2 separate regions of the Mus musculus genome follow, and region 1 is linked to region 2. The links are chromatin loops, found by intact Hi-C in ENCODE. Cell type or tissue: heart. All regions are shown on one strand.

Region 1 (8,000 bases), 110 kb after region 2:
GCCAGTAAGTAACACCCTCCATAGCCTCTGCATCAGCTCCTGCTTCCTGATCTGCTTGAGTTCCAGTCCTGACTTCCTTTGGTGATGAACAGCAATGTGGATTGTAAGCTGAATAAACCCTTTCCTCCCCAACTTGCTTCTTGGTCATGATGTTTGCAGGAATAGAAACTCTGACTAGGAAATAGTGCAAACTCCTTTTCAGAAGTTTGACTCATTCTGTAGATTAATTCAGTGAAAATTAATCTAGAGTCTCCAGAGTCTGAGAGGGGTGAGGTTATATGGAAGAATTCACTATCTCTGATATATATACACTTTCCTGGAGGGAGGCTTGGTAAGACTCAGGAAGTCACTGAAACTTACACGACACAGGAAGTTCCTGGAAACTGCTTGGCAAGGCTGTTCTCCAAGGTTATATAAAGTATAAGAGTTGCATAGGACAAATATATATATATATACTCTTACATGCTAAGAATAACTGTCTTTGTGGAGCTTGGATTAGTATCAGGCTTGGAAGACGAGCATGGGACAGGCTGTATAAGACAATACTCAGCGCTTGGCTGAAGTGCTCACTTCTGGACCAAGGTACTCATTGCTGGGCCAGGGTACTTACTGCTGGGCTGAGGTACTTACTCACTGCTGTGCTGGGGTATTCACTGATGGCAAGGTGGAGAATGGTGAATGGGTCTACAGATACAGAACCTCAAAGATGGAAGCAGGTATTTCAGACCCACCTTACACATGCTAGCGTGCCATTGTGGCCATAAAACACCAAGACCAAGGCAACATATAGAAGGAAGGGTTTATTTGGTTTACAATTACAAAGGAATCAGAGTCTGTCATGGCAGGGAGGCATGGCAGCAGGCAGCAAGCAGGGCACTGGAGCATGAAGCCGAGTGCTCACTCATTGAACTGTAAGCAAGGAGAGGGGGTGATGTGAGGCTTTGAAACCTCAAAGCCTCCCACTCCCAGTGACCTATGCCCTCTAGCAAGACCACACTTCCTAGACTTCAAACATCACCACCAACTGAGGACCAAGAATTCAAATATCTGAACCTATAGGGGAACATTCTCATTCAAAGCACCACAGTGAGGCCTGTGTTTATCTTCAATGGAACTTGAGATTACTAAGGTTCTATTCAGGAATATGGGTTAGGGATACTTCATCTCCAAAGCCTGCCCCAATATGGGTGGCTACTCATAAAAGCAATGCAGGACTTGAAGCCTCCATGCAGCTCTTGTAACCTCAAAGCAGGACTTGCAGACATTGCCTTGCAGGCAGCTCTGCTGATTGGAGAGTCTTTGTCCTATGCAACTCTTATACTTTATATAACCTTGGAGAACAGCCTTGCCAAGAAGGTTCCAGGAACTTCCTGTGTCGTGTAAGTTTCAGTGACTTCCTGAGTCTTACCAAGCCTCCCTCCAGGAAAGAGTTTTAATTGGGAAGAGAGCTATATGGCAACTGCTGTGTGCCTTTTGGCATTCTCTTTTCCATTCTCTCAGAGTAGAGGATTAGTAAGACAGATATAGCACTAACATGGTGACTGATGTACAGTGTGTATGCCACTGAAGGAACTCAGTATCCAAAGCTCCCAGTAACTTCCTTAGAGATCTGTTTTTACTTCCCTTTTATGGAGGTTGAAATGGAAGCATAGAGGTCCTAGGTGCCTTGTCTGAAGTGTCAGATAGAATAGGACTGCAGGGAATGTATTCTGTGCTATGATACCCAGGGCGTCTTTACTATCAGGAAAGGAGAGCCAGTGAGGCAGAGTGGGGCACATTAACTCATAGGAACTCTCCCACTCTTGTTTGCATGTGTGCATGTCATGGCATACATGTGGAGGTCAGAGGTCAACATAGTGGCATTGATTCTTTCCTTCTGTCTTTAGAAGTGTTCCAGGTGTTGAGCCCAGGTCCAGGGTTGCAGAGCAAAATACTACCGGCTCCCTTCTGCCTCCCACTTAGTTGGGGGCTCAAGTCTTAGAAGATGAAAACTGAGCCTGAAATGAAAAGGGAGTCTAGAAATGTTTGTTTACCCACATTCCAGGAATGGTGGAAAACTCTTTGTAACTGCCAGAAGTTGGAGAAGCCAGCTGTTGTCTTTTGGTTTCAGAATGGGGGAAGGGTGGGAGAATGAGCTATTTTGGCTGCACCAGGGGAAGCTGACTGAAGGAGCAAAGATGCTGTGTGTACAAATGGTTCAAATCTGGTGAAAGAAAACATTGTTTGTACCCTGGTGTCCTGGAGAGACTCTGACTGGGGGCACTGGCCCAGGAAGAAGGCTGTAGAAGGAACTTGGCTTTCTTTCAGTCTTTTACTTTTGCTCTGGCCAAGTTAAAATCTTTATTTAAAACTTTTTATTACATTTAAATTTATTTTATTTTGCTTGCGTGTGTATGAGTGTGGGGCCATGTGTGACATAGTGCATGTGTGGAGGTCAGATGGCAGTTGGCAGGAGTCTGTTCTTCTTTTACCATGTGGGTCCTAGGTATAGAATGCTGGTTGGCAGGGTTGCCAGCAGGTATCTGTGTACTGAGCCAGTGATTCAGCCCCACCTCTCTCCAATATTACCCTTTTCCCTTCTGCAGTGAGATGACTTCAGTGTGCTTGGTATCCCCGTAGTTTTATGCTTCTCTAGTCATAGAGCATGTTAGCCAGCCATCGTCATTTAGCAGGAGCACATCACAACCGTCTTAGTGCTCTCTATTTGCTGTGGTCTTCTGTGTTGGCACTGATAGCCCTCACTGGCTCGCTGGGACATCTGTGTTGTACTCTGCCCATCCTATTACCATGCTACAAGGCAGTCACTTCTTGACTGTGCACATTTCTATCTTGAATGTTTCTAGTAATGCTGCAGTAATGATTTTTATTCAACTTTCCTGGAAAATCTTTGTGAAAATTTTCTGGTTTGGGTATCAAAGGTAGTACCAACTTTGGCAACAAAGTTACCACACAAAATAAGTAAGATAATTTAAATTTTTTTTCAATTGCTTGAAACTTTAGATTACAGAAAAAAAAAAACACTTCTTTTTTTCTTTTAAAGTGAAGATGAGATGTGATGACACTGGTGTTCAAAATCATTTTGGTTGTTTTTTTTTTTTTTTTCCTAAAGATTTACTTTATGTTTTATTTATGTGCCTGTGTATCTACTACATCTCTGTATGTGAATATAAGGCAGTACCTGAAGAGGTCAGAAGAGGGGATTAGACATCTGTAGCTGGAGTTACCCGTGGCTGGGAGCTGTCCAAAGTGGTTGTTATCTTTTAAAGGGGAAAGCCAACTGGATGACATCAGAAGAAGCAGGCAAAGAATAGAATTGTTGAACCACAAGATACATGTATTGCTAAGTTCTTCCCTAAAAGTATTTCATCAGTTGTATTTCCCTCAGGATGGTGTGAGGGTTATAACTTTGTATTTGCCCCAAAGTTGGCAGTACTTAATTTATCTGATGTCTTGAGGTTTAAAATTTGTTCTAAACTCATACAGTGGTGGCATTCTCTCCCTTTCTTATAAATTGCTTACGCCCATAATTTGTTTCTTTTCCTATGGTATATTTGTCTTTATATTAATGATATCAGGAATATAGTTTTGGATAGCCTCATTAAAACCCATGTCACTACCAAGTGTCTTCTCTGGTTAGTTGTTTGTTGTGATGTCTATTGTAATCCAAAAGTTTTAACTTAAATATAATTAATTTTAACACATTGTTTTTTATTATAATACTTGCTTTGGGGGCATCTCATTTAAGGTATCATATCACCCCATCTTTCTAAAGATAATTCTTGTATGTTTTATTATGCTATGTCTAAAAACTGTTGCACAGGCTTTTTTATGTGCAGTTCAATTTTTGTTCAGTATGGACTAAGGATGCAGTTATATAGTTTTCTATGCTAACTGTTAACTAGCAATTAGCTTATTTGAAGGTCCTCATCTCACTTAGATGTTATAAAATTTTTCTGGATCAACTTGTGTGCACATGTGTGTATGTCTGTCTCTCTGTGTGTGCATGTACATGCTTGCACATCTGTGTACCACCTACCAACCATCTATCATCTGTCTGTCTGCCTGTCTGTCTGCCTGTCTGTCTGCCTGTCTATCTGTCTACCTGCCTATCTGTCTATCTGTCTGTCTGTCTATCTATCTATCTATCTATCTATCTATCTATCTATCTATCTATCTATCTATCTATCTATAATCTATCTATATATTTATCATCTATTTATTTTGTCTATGATTGTTCATGTCATTTAGAATCCTGAATTTATATGAGTTATATTTTCCATAATTTCTCCTTATTTAGGTATAATTCACCCCCTTTTAAAAAATTGGGCAGATTTACTTGAAGTTTGTCTCAAGTCCAGCTTTTAGTCTTCTAAGTCTTTAATATATTTCCCATTATTTTTTTATTCGTATCTTATTTATTTGTTTCTACACTCTTTGTTCTTTAATCTGTTTTCTCTTAGCTCTTAAAATGAATACTTAACTCAATTATTTTCAATATTTAATAGGTGAATGTAAGACTATAAATTTCCTCTAATCCTTGCTTTCATCGGATCTCATAAATTTGATATACAGTGCTTTCAGAGCAGTTTGCTTTTGAGAGTTCCAGTCCTCCCTCCACTGAGGGTTGTCCTTAACTCCTTGTTTACCCAAGTGCGACGTTTTCTGTCCAAATTCACGTTTTTATCTTGCTTAGTTTCCTTTTCTCTGTAATGATTTTGGAGTCAACTTCTCACGGTGTGTAAACAGACTGTATTTTCTCTGCTTGCTGGATTGTATGCCCCATCAATAGACCTAGGTCAATGTTAGTGCTCTTCAGAGCTGTTTTTTTCCCCTTAATCTTTGTCTTTGTTGATTATTTACCAACCAACATGTGAAAAAAGTGTTGCTAGCAGTGCTGCAGAGATGTCTTAGTGGATAAGAATGCTTGCAGTATAAGCATGAGGACCTAAGCTTGGATCTCAGCACCCATATAAAAAGCTAAGTATGCACCTGCCATACAAGTACTGTGCTGGGTGGAGACATAAGGATCTGGGGCTTGCTGGCTACCAGTGAGAGATTCAGTGTCAAGGGAATGAGATAGATAGAGCAGGAGTCTCTATGTGTGCATATAGCTCACATGTGCACACACGGGCAAGTGCTTTTGGGCTTGTGCACATACACATGTGTGCATACGCACACCCACACCCACACACAAACACATACACACACACACACACACACACACACACACACACACACACACACTTCCTTTTATCAGTTATCAGTGATCTGCTAGTTATTCCAATTCTGTCACCTTTTTATTTTATAGGGACACTTTATCCCACACACAGACTCAGGTGCTGTGAACCTCCTTGGCGCGCTTTTGCTTTGGGCCTGATGATGTTTCCTCTTTGTGTCAGATTGGATGTACACTCCACAGCTACTGCTGGGTTGGGGACATTGAATCAGATCTAGAGAATGACCTCTGAGCAATAGTGACTGGTGTCACTCCTGGGTGTCCCCTTCACCTCTCCCTCCTCCTGTCATGGTGATTGTTCAGGGCCTAGGCATGGAATGTTGTAGCTGGGATGTGGAGGAGGCCACCCCACCCAGACCTTCCAGAATCAGGGAATAAGCTTACATTCTCTCAGCCCCTGTCAGGCACAGCTGCTGCTGACATCATTCTGACTGGCTCCTGCTATTTTTCTTTCCCCTGTAAATCCTGGCTCCCCATCTTGTCACTAGTTCCTCTTGTTGGTTCAGGCTCTGCCTACAGACTCTCATTCCCCATCTTTGTACAACCTGACATTTAAAAATGCTCTTCCTTGAAACAGGCTGCCACTGGCTCCAAACTTCTAATGAGTACTTTTGTTTCTGGACCAGAGAATGTAATTTATTTTGATTGCTGATCTACCTGGTTTTGTTTCTGTCACTTTGGTTACATTTTAACAACTTACTTTTTTTTCTTTCCCTTTCTCCTTCCTCTCTTAATTTCTGATGGATTGCTTTGTTTTTCTGTATTTCCTTTCCTCTTATTTATTTTTTTGTGGTACTCCTAAAATTTTAATATGCCAATTAAATGTGTTTTTATTACTGGATTTCCATTTTGTAATAATTTCAGGCTTATTAAAGGTTGTAAATACTAGTAAAAAATTCCAATATACACTTCTTCCTCAGCCCCTGATGTGAACAACTTACATAACACAGTAAAATGACCCAAAGTAAGAATTTACTACTGTTACAGTTCTGCAAGCTTATTTCCAGACCTAGTGCACACTTTCCAACCATCCTCCTAATGTCCCTTTCCTGGACCAAGGCCCAGTTCATCACCATTCTTGACCTTTAAACTGCCAGGTCTACTCAGTCCCTGTTAATCTGGGGCAGTTCTTCACTCTTCAATAGTCTTTCATGGCCTTGGCATTCAGAAGGGCATTTGGCCAATAAATTTCATAGAACAATTTTCACTTTGAGCTGGTCTCCTATCCCTTCCTGATGAAATTCAAGTTATGCATTTTGGCAAGAAAACCATAGGGCTGGGTGATAGCTAAGTTGGTAAAATGCTTGCTTCACGAGCAGTAAGACCTGAGTTTGGTCCTCAAACCCTATATCTAAAACTATAAAAAGCTAAGTATGTATACTTGTTGTTCCAGAGCTAATGAAGCAGAGATAATGAAGACAGGCAGATTCCTGCGGCTCACTGGCCAGCAAGCCCAGCCTACTAAGTGAGCTCCAGGCCAGTGAAAGGCTCTGCAGCAATAAAAATTCAAAAAGAGAAAGGTGAATTGTACTCAAAGAATGACACCCGAAGTTTGTCCTCTGGCCTTCACATACACGGGCTGACAGAAACACACACATGCACCTATCTACACACGTGCACTAATATGCACACACACATACACGCACACACACATACAAAAAAGAAAAGAAAGCCCATAAGTATGATGTGGGGTGGTTCCTAGTGCTGTATAGTATTGGTTTGTCTCATTCCTGGGGGTGTTAGCATCTGTTAATTGGTTGTTGTGATGTAGGTCACATTTGTCCCACTGCAAAGTAGTCCTTTATTTCTCTTTTACAGTTGAGTTCTCTTAGGATGCACAGGCACCCTAGTTTTCATCAGAGTACTCTTGAGTCATCTCTAGCATCCACTGATGACTATTCGCCATGACAGTTATGGGTGTGGTATTTGTCAGATGTTTAGTTCTCTATTTCTATCATTTATGTTTATTTGTTTTTTTTTCAAAGAATAAAAATATTATATCTTTATTTTTTTTCTTTCCATTTTTTATTAGGTATTTAGCTCATTTACATTTCCAATGCTATACCAAAAGTCCCCCATACCCACCCACCCCCACTCCCCTACCCGCCCACCCCCCCTTTTTGGCCCTGTCGTTCCCCTGTTCTGGGGCATATAAAGTTTGTGTGTCCAATGGGCCTCTCTTTCCAGTGATGGCCGATTAGGCCATCTTTTGATACATATGCAGCTAGAGTCAAGAGCTCCGGGGTACTGGTTAGTTCATAATGTTGATCCACCTATAGGGTTGCAGATCCCTTTAGCTCCTTGGGTACTTTCTCTAGCTCCTCCATTGGGAGCCCTGTGATCCATCCATTAGCTGACTGTGAGCATCCACTTCTGTGTTTGCTAGGCCCCAGCATAGTCTCACAAGAGACAGCTACCTCTGGGTCCTTTCGATAAAATATTGCTAGTGTATGCAATGGTGTCAGCGTTTGGATGCTGATTATGGGGTGGATCCCTGGAATAATTGACATATGCTATGAGGAGACAACCCTTTCCTACATTTACCAACTTCAGTGTCATTTTTTATCCTTTGTGCCCGTTTTCCCTTTGGCACACAGCCACTGTAATGGCATATGGTATTTACTGAAAAAGTCTCTAATTTGGACATGGTTGCCACCCACAGTGTCCTTTGCACACACACACACACACACACACACACATGATGTTGAGCACTTCCTTTGTGTGTGTGTGTTTGTGTTTGTGTGGCTATGCAAGGTGTTCCAGG
Region 2 (8,000 bases):
AGATGGCTGACTTGATGCCCAGAGACAGGGGCCCTCCAGTGGGTGAGTCCACTTCTCAGGGCCTTCCGCAATCTCATAATCTGCAAAGTACCAAGTCAATGATGCCCGGCTCTCTGGCTGAATTCTGTCAGTGGCAGTGGCTCCAGATGGGGTGTCCAAGCTACATCCATGGTGAAGACAGGTTGTCCCCAGGACCTGGTCTGCTCTACAGAGCCTGCTCAGGGGTCCCCAGGGACCCCTGCATTCAATCCCCTTGACTCAGATGAGAAGTTGGCTTTGTTTAGACACATCTATCCTCTCCATGGATAGAATGAGGTCAGGCTGATATAGAGGCTGTAGAGACATCTTCCTTGTTCATCCCTGGCTCTGCCATAGTAGGCTCTGCATGGTACCCCTAACTCTCCCTGACTCTCATCCCTTTACCCCACCCCCAGGTTCCTCAGTCTCCATGAGGTGGCTGTGGAGCTGAACAGACAAGGTCGCTGTCAGGGCAGATACACCTTGCATGAAATCCCTGTATCTTAAGCCACAGAATTAATTTTTTTTTTTTACAGAGTTTGTAAGTTTTGAATAAAGAAATCTCTGGGTCCTGGAGCAGAGCCAGGAAGGCTGAAATCCCTGTCTTCTTCTGTGCCATTTTCTTGGGAGGGTCTGTGATGTCTATGGACCATTCTCTGTGTCTTCTGTGGGAGCTCCTGATAGGGACAGCCCTCTTGGTCTCCTCTCCAGGCACGGTCAGCAAGAGGCCTCCTGCTTCCACAAACCCAAAACATCTGGGCAAGACAGCAGCAGCTGAGTGTGGCTGAACCTTTAAGGAGCTTACAGGCCAGTGGGGGAAACTGACCGGAGATGAGGCTTCATCCCTGCATCTAAAGCGCAGTATTTTCTGGGTCTCTAAGTTACATAACACCCAGCATCCTCACTAATGTCCGGCCAACCCTCGTCCGTATCCACCAGGCTTTACTGAGTACGTCCTACATTCTGGGAGCTGAGCTGAGTGGACAGAGAAAGGGTAGTTGAGCAAGGTCATTTATCCCATGACGCTTTGTGCCTCCTGGAGAAGCAGAGGGTAGGTGACCCTTCACCAGTGAGTGCCGAAATGGCAATCCTTCCATGCCTACAGTCCCCTCTGTGTGCAGGGCATGCTGGGAGCCTGGCTTTGGATGTGTACCTGTCTTTGCTAGTCACATCCTTTCCCCACAGTGACACCGTGCAACTGGAACAAAGTTCTCTGTCCTTCCTTTTAAAGGCTTTTGTTGTTTGTTTTTAAAATAGTAATGTAGCAAAATTGTGTACACTGAACCTTGCCAGGCACAGCACGACCTGGTAGGAAGGTCACCTCCACAGGGGCCTCCAGAGAGCTTGCCTTTACCCAAGGAAGTTATCCAGTGTTTGCTTTCTGTCGTGTTCTGTTAGAGTCTCACAATGTTGCCTATGCTGGCCTGGGACTACTGAACTCCAATAATCCTCTTGCCTCAGCCTCCCAAGTAGCTGGGATTATGAGTGTGTGCTGGTGTGCCTAGCAAGGAATTACATGCTATTTTCCTTTTCACAGTTGTGGTGTTGAAAGTAGAACCCAGGGCCTGTGTCTGTTAAGCAGATACTCTGCTACTGAATTGAGCCTATCTCTCAGGCTCTCTCTCTCTCTCTCTCTCTCTCTCTCTCTCTCTCTCTCTCTCTCTCTCACAAACACACACACACACACACACACACATGTATACACACATATACACACACCATTGTGTATATGTGTATATGGGTACATGGGTGGATGTCTAAGTGTTTGCATGTGTGTGGGCACATATGTGCACATGCATGTGGAGGCCTGAGTTTATGTCAGCAATCATCCTCAATAGCTCTTCTGCCTTATTCATTGAGGCAGGGCTCTCAATCAATCCCAGGGCTCACTGATTTGTCAAGTCGCATTAGCCAGCATGCTGTGGGGCTCCTCTGTCTCCATCCACCAAGGCTAGAATTACAAGCAGGCTTCCATGCCCACCTGGCATTAATATGGGCTCTGAGGATCTGAGCTCCATCCTCACCCTTGGATGGCAACTACTTTAACCACCTGATCCATCTTTTTGCCTTCCCCCAGGTTTTCTTGATGCACTTCTTTAGGTCGGCACCAGCAACAGATCATAATAGACAAGCAAGATGAATCCTGAATGGTGGGAAAGCCCAGTCAGAACAGTGGCAAGGCAGGGGTCACTGGCCTTGGGTGTGCTTGGACTGTCTGTGGGCAAAGGGATGAGCCACGTGTAGTAGAAGCTCAGGGATACTTCCACATCTGCTGCTTCCTTCCTGAGTTCTGCTTCCGCAGGCCCATGGAGCTGAGAGAGTGTGAGTTCATATTCATTGCCACCCATGGCCTCTCCTCTCCTAGGTGGGGTTGCAGGAGGCCAAGGACAAGGTTTTCTTCCCAAGTCATCTCGGCGGCTCTGGCTGGTACTCAGAGGAGGCCCTGAAGGCTGAAGAACATGATTTGTTTCACTATTGTTTAATATTTGTCAATGCTCATAGCACGTTGGATGACATTGAGAAAGATTTGTGGCTGGTAGAATTAAACTGAGCTCAGAACTGGCCTGGTGCCTCCAAGTCCCTCCAGGCCAAGTTCTGGTTTCCTCTGTTTGTCCATGCCAGTGACCTCACGAACCAAGAATGAGGAGCCCCCACCCGCGGAGAATAGCTGATATTGCTTCTTAGGAAAGGCCTTCTTCAACCCTGGTTAAAGAGGGCATAGGAACACCATTGTCTTCAAGAACAAGGGAGCCAGAGAACCAAAGGTGATCCAACAGGTGACACACAATGCATTGCCAGCATCCTCTGGGCCAGAACTGGAACACCAGCAAAACTGGTCCTTGTCCTTCCTTCCTTTCCCATGGCTTGACTGCTCCCTAAAGCCCTCAGACTTTACCTTCTTCCTCCATGTTAAAAATCCACCTGCTGGGCAACTATCATACACTGTTTTATACTACATAGTAAGTGGCTACTAGGTAACATGGTGCTTGCTGGTCTTGTGATAGGGGATTTTATTTTTGTTTCTATTAATTCTCCTCAATTATGTGGTAAATGCTGTAATCAACCCCATTTCATAAATGAGAGGATTCATAGTGTGCAAGGTGCTCACTTTGTCCAGGTGACAGAGGAACAAAGGGGCGGGGTCATTCCCTGTTAGTACTATCCTTCCATGGCAGGGTGGAGACTACCTCAGACAATGGGCTTGTTCTGGGATGAACGTGGGTATCACGTGTGAGACTTTAAAAAAATAACCATGATGCAACACTCACCTTCTCATGAGATTTAGTCTTGATTGACTTGTGGGAGAGGAAGCCTATATGGCAGAGGGTGAAGGTTGCCATGGGTAACCAGAGTGACAATAGGGTAGATAGAGTCTCAGTCCCAAGTAAGAGGCACAGCATGAACATACAGGAAAGGAGGTGAGGAGTATGTCTGCAGAGCTGAGACTCCTGGGGGGAGGGGGCGTGTGACTTGGTAGGGTGCTGGTGTATCATGCAGGAAGTTCTGAGTTTGAGCTAGTCTAGCACCACATAAACTGGACTAGGTGGTGCACACCGGGAATCCCAGTGTTTGGAAAGAGAAAGGTTAGGATTCTAAGCTTATCTTTGTTAGAGTTCAAAGCTTGCCTGGGCTATATGATACCTTGACCTCTCTCTACCAAAAAATAGCTGATTTCGATCTCAGGAAGTGGTAGAAGAAGTAAACTGTGCTTCCAAAGGGAAGGTAGGGCCTGGTCAGGCCAGTTGACTTTCTAGAACCCTAGGACCCAATTAGCCACGGCAGTGTCCTTTAAGACGTTCTGTTGCTGGCAGAGAGCAGTTCAGTCACTGCCCTGACAGTTTTAGCTTTCTGAACTTTGTCCTTTTTCAAGTCATCTGGGGGCTGCCTCAGCCCTCAAAGAGCTTCCGGGTGCCAGAGATATGTGAGCCAGACCCTGATGGTCATGCTGAATGGGGAAGAGAGGGGAGGAATGGTTGGGACTTGAGGTTGCAGCTGGAGAGCCTCCCAGAGTATGGGCAACCTCTGCAGTTTCTTCCTGAACGTGGGGCTTGCAGCATTGCCCTGTGAATACATCTTGCATGGTGGGCTATTTGCAGCCACCTGTCCTTATATTCAAGGTAAGGGGATCTGGTGCGTCAAGTATGCATTGTGTTCTTCTGTCCTTCCTCCAGCCCCCACCATGCTTAGCAAAAACCAGACACCAACCAGCTGTCCAGAGAGAGCTTCCAAATGACTGTCATGGTTTGCATAAAGCCAAGAGAATTCCCAAGATAGGGAACTTTTGTTCCTAACATGGGGAAAATCTTGGGCAGCTGGCCCTTAGTGCTTGGGAGAAACCTCGGGAGTGAGAGTCGAGCGTGGAGGGGGGCTGGCATCACGTAAAAAGAAACTATACTTGGTGGTATGTCAAAATTCAAACTTCAGTGCCCATTACATTTTTATGGGTGTGCAGCTGTGTTGATCTGTTTACAGCTACTTTGACTGTAGCTCTTAGGCTCAAACCAGACAGCAGTTACATCAAAGGCATCCTGATGTTTAAAGTTTTGCAAGTTTGAGGCTGGGGCGTGGCTTAGTGGTAGAGGGGCTTGCCCAAGGCCCTGGCTTTGACCCCCTGCCCCCAACACACATACATATATTAGAATTTGGTAACCAAAGTGTATGAGAAACATTTTCCTCTTGATGGGACCTTTGTGGAAGAGGAGACTGGTAAAGGCAGGAAGATGAAAGACCCTGGCATTTAACTGAATTCCATTTAGCCTTTTAGATGGCTAGTCTGGCTTTCCTTGGGGGCGTCTATGGAACCTCATCTGATATCCTTGAAGGTCTAATAGAGAAATGATGGACTTGCTAGCATGCCTGTGGTGGATCATGAACCTGTAGCCACTGGGTATGTTTAGGGAGTCACGGCAGAGTTGAGGTGTCTAAGGCTACAATGGGACTTGGAACCCATCCTGCTTAACGCTCACATTGACCATTTGTGTGAAGACATGGAGAGTATAAATATTTAGTCTATAGAAGACTCAGAAATGATGAGCATTCCCAGATGAAATCAAAAGGCACGGACACTTCATATTAAGAAGGGGATTCTGGACTGAGGCGTGATCTGATGGAGAAGCAAATGTGCCTGCACTAAGAAGTGAGCCTTGTGCTCTGATCCAGAGCAATGATGGCATTGAAATATCTTGGACAGAGGAGCAGACAGCATTGGATCCTGACTCAGGCTTTTGTATTAGGAGAACCCTTTGCAAGGCTGACCCTGCACTGGCCTTGCTAGGGTAATCACAGGCCTGGGACCATCACATTAGGAATGAGAGAAGGCATGAGGACTACTTGGCCTGGGGTAGAGGGCATACGTGGAGCATCCCTTAGTAGGTTCTTGAGGCACGCACTCTGATCCAGGGGTTGGGTACGTGTATTTTGATAGGAAATTCCATACAACAGTGGAAGGGGTCCTGATGAGGGGAATAAAATGGGGAAGGTGGCTACCTTGAGTAATTGGAGATTTGACACTGGGGGAGCTGTAGGGAGTGGGATGCTGAATATATTTTAGTTATCCCATCCTTCCAGAGGGGATGGGACATGACTTGTATGGCAACACCCATCTGTCTTTGTAGCTGTGCCCAGAGGTCTTCCCAAGGACTCAAAGAGTGAGGTGCCTGGTAATGGGGGGCTTGGTGAGCAGGCTCCCCACACATGTGTCACAGGCTACTGTCCTTAGGAATTTGACAGTGACATTAAGGAAACTTGGGATGATGGGAAAGAGTGTTTTCTTTTTTTTTCATTTTCAAACGTGCGTGTGTATGTTGTGCATGTTTGCAGGTGTGTGGACACATGTGTGTGCCTGCATGAGGAGGTCAGGGTTTGTATTATGAGCTATCTCAACACTCTTCCCCTTATTCACTGAGGAGGCAGGGTCCTTCAGTCAAACTCAGAGCTCCCTGAAATGGCTTATCTTGCTCGTCAGCTTGGTCTGGATCCCCTGTCTCTGCCTGCTGAGGCCAAAATTGCAGGTGGGCCACCATACCTACCTGGCATTCACATGGGTTCTGAAGATCCAAATTCCAGCCCTCATGTTTGGGAGGCTTTGCAAAGCAACATCCTCTCCAGCCACAGAGGCTAGAGGGCCAGATCTTGAGGATGCTGTGGTGGGATGCTGGCTTGGCAGGAGCTGTTGAAAAGAATGGCTCGTTGCCCTTTTCCAGGTCTAAGGAGTTCCATTTTCTATATGGGAGCTCAGGGATTAGTGCATGCTAGCTGCTGCTTGGTGATGCTGTCGAAGGGCTGGCGGTGGAGACTACCACCATCACTTTTCAGAACGTGAAGTCACACTATGTGTCTTGTTCTTCTACCTGTGCCAAGAAACACCTGCAGTTACTCTGGGTCCAGTCTGTCATCCCCTTCACTCTGAGCCTCAGAGCACTTCAAATAATGGCTGAGGTCCAGAATAGACCCTTGGGGCAAATGACTTTGTGCAGGGTATGGTAGGGTCCTGTAGCCTGCAGCCCCTCAGCTATGCAGAGGCCTCTGTGCTAGTCCCTCCCATGCCTTCCTCCTCCTCCCTCCCGCTGCAGCACCATCCTCCTCCTCCCTCCTCCTCCCTCCCACTGCAGCACCATCCTCCTACCCCCATACTGGAGCTTGGCAGCTCAGGATGGAGGCAGCTCATTATTTTGCTGCAGTTGACTTGAAATCTGAAATCAATCCGGTATCAGATATTCAGCCTACCGTTCGGTAAGGTGTTTCAAAGGTGCCTTAGCGTTCAGAAATGACACCGCGTTTCCTAATTATGAAATCCTGTCGTCGCTGCTCAGGCTAGAATGACTTGGCTGCGGGCTTTTTCTTTTTGTCTCCTTCCCAAGGTTTAGCATACAGTGCGATTATTTTAAAATTGCTTCGGAAGTGTGTATTCCACCAATGAACTATGATTGTGCTTGCTCCTGAAGTGTGGAGGCAATTTGAGAAGAAGAATAATTTAGCAGAGACTCTGAGGCCTTGAGAAACCTTGGGCCACTACCTCCTTCACACTAGAGCTGATGGGACTGCTCATGGTGGAGCCTGGAGCTCTTCCCATCTTGCTTGGATCTAACTGATCCAAACCATGCACAGTGTGGAGCCTGGAAGGGACTTCTGGGAGGAAAGATGACAAGAGGGACAGGAAGTTAACTCAAGGGTTAACCCAAGTGCTTCCTGGAGATTAGGATCCTTCAGGTCAGATCCCTGTAAAGCCCAAAACGCACATGATGAGATTGGTTCATGGGAAGCCAAAGGCTTTGCTTATTCAAGGACGGGTAGGTGGATGCTTCTGTGAGTAGTGGGATTACTGAGTGGAGGGTCTTTCATTTGACCGATGCAGGGTGAGACCGTTATATTCTGTAGGCTAGGAGGCCTGTAGGTAGAAATCATTTGGTGTCTAATGACAGCTTGCTTCTTGCCACTTTCTCTTGCTGGGTCCTCATGTAGAATGGGTGAATGATATGTGTGTGTGTGTGCATGTAATGTGCATGTGTGTGTGCTCGTATGGATGTGCCAGTGTGTTTATGTGTGTGCTTGTTTTCATGTGTGTTTGTGTGCATATGTGTTTTTGTGTGGGTACATGTATATGTGTATATATTTGTGTGTGTGTTTGTGTTTATGCATATGTATGTATGTTTACGTGTGTATATGCATGTATGTGCATGTATGTGAATGTTAAAGGTATTACTAATCCCATTCATGGTATAGCTGCCACCATGACCTAATTACCTTAGAGGCCCATGCACAAATATCTTTTTATTGGGGATCAGATTTTAGCCAGGGATTCTAGAGATGGGGGGAGGAACACAGACATTTGGGCTAGAGTATCAGTGAACTGTGGATACATCCTGTGGCATATTGAAAGATGACATAGTGCAAAAGACACCAGAGACCTACTCTTTGGTCCTAATGGTGTTAGCTCAAGATCAGGCAATGCTACCTTGATATAGATAGCAGGGGAGTCGTCA

What was found. A loop is a pair of places that touch in the nucleus more often than their neighbours do. Peaks named below come from ENCODE experiments on the same cell type or tissue, not always from the same donor. Only the 100,000 strongest peaks of a DNase experiment are listed, where the experiment ranks them.
Region 1: it touches region 2 in a loop (4-fold over the local background); 3 of 42 quality-filtered maps call a loop at or near these places.

What each region holds. Positions count from the first base shown.
Region 1 is chr9:68,129,325-68,137,324 of GRCm38, forward strand. No RefSeq gene overlaps it. Among named protein-coding and RNA genes, the nearest start is that of Gm20745, 110 kb to the left of the region's middle. In heart, a CTCF peak has its summit at 3,194; a DNase peak (open chromatin) is centred at 2,127.
Region 2 is chr9:68,018,587-68,026,586 of GRCm38, forward strand. Gm20745 (predicted gene, 20745) reads right to left here and starts at 7,128. Exons shown (of 3, transcript NR_045745.1): 1 at 6,745-7,128; 2 at 6,048-6,368; 3 at 1-2,468. In heart, no CTCF peak of the experiment used is centred here; DNase peaks (open chromatin) are centred at 2,555, 3,935 and 4,195; H3K27me3 peaks cover 486 bases.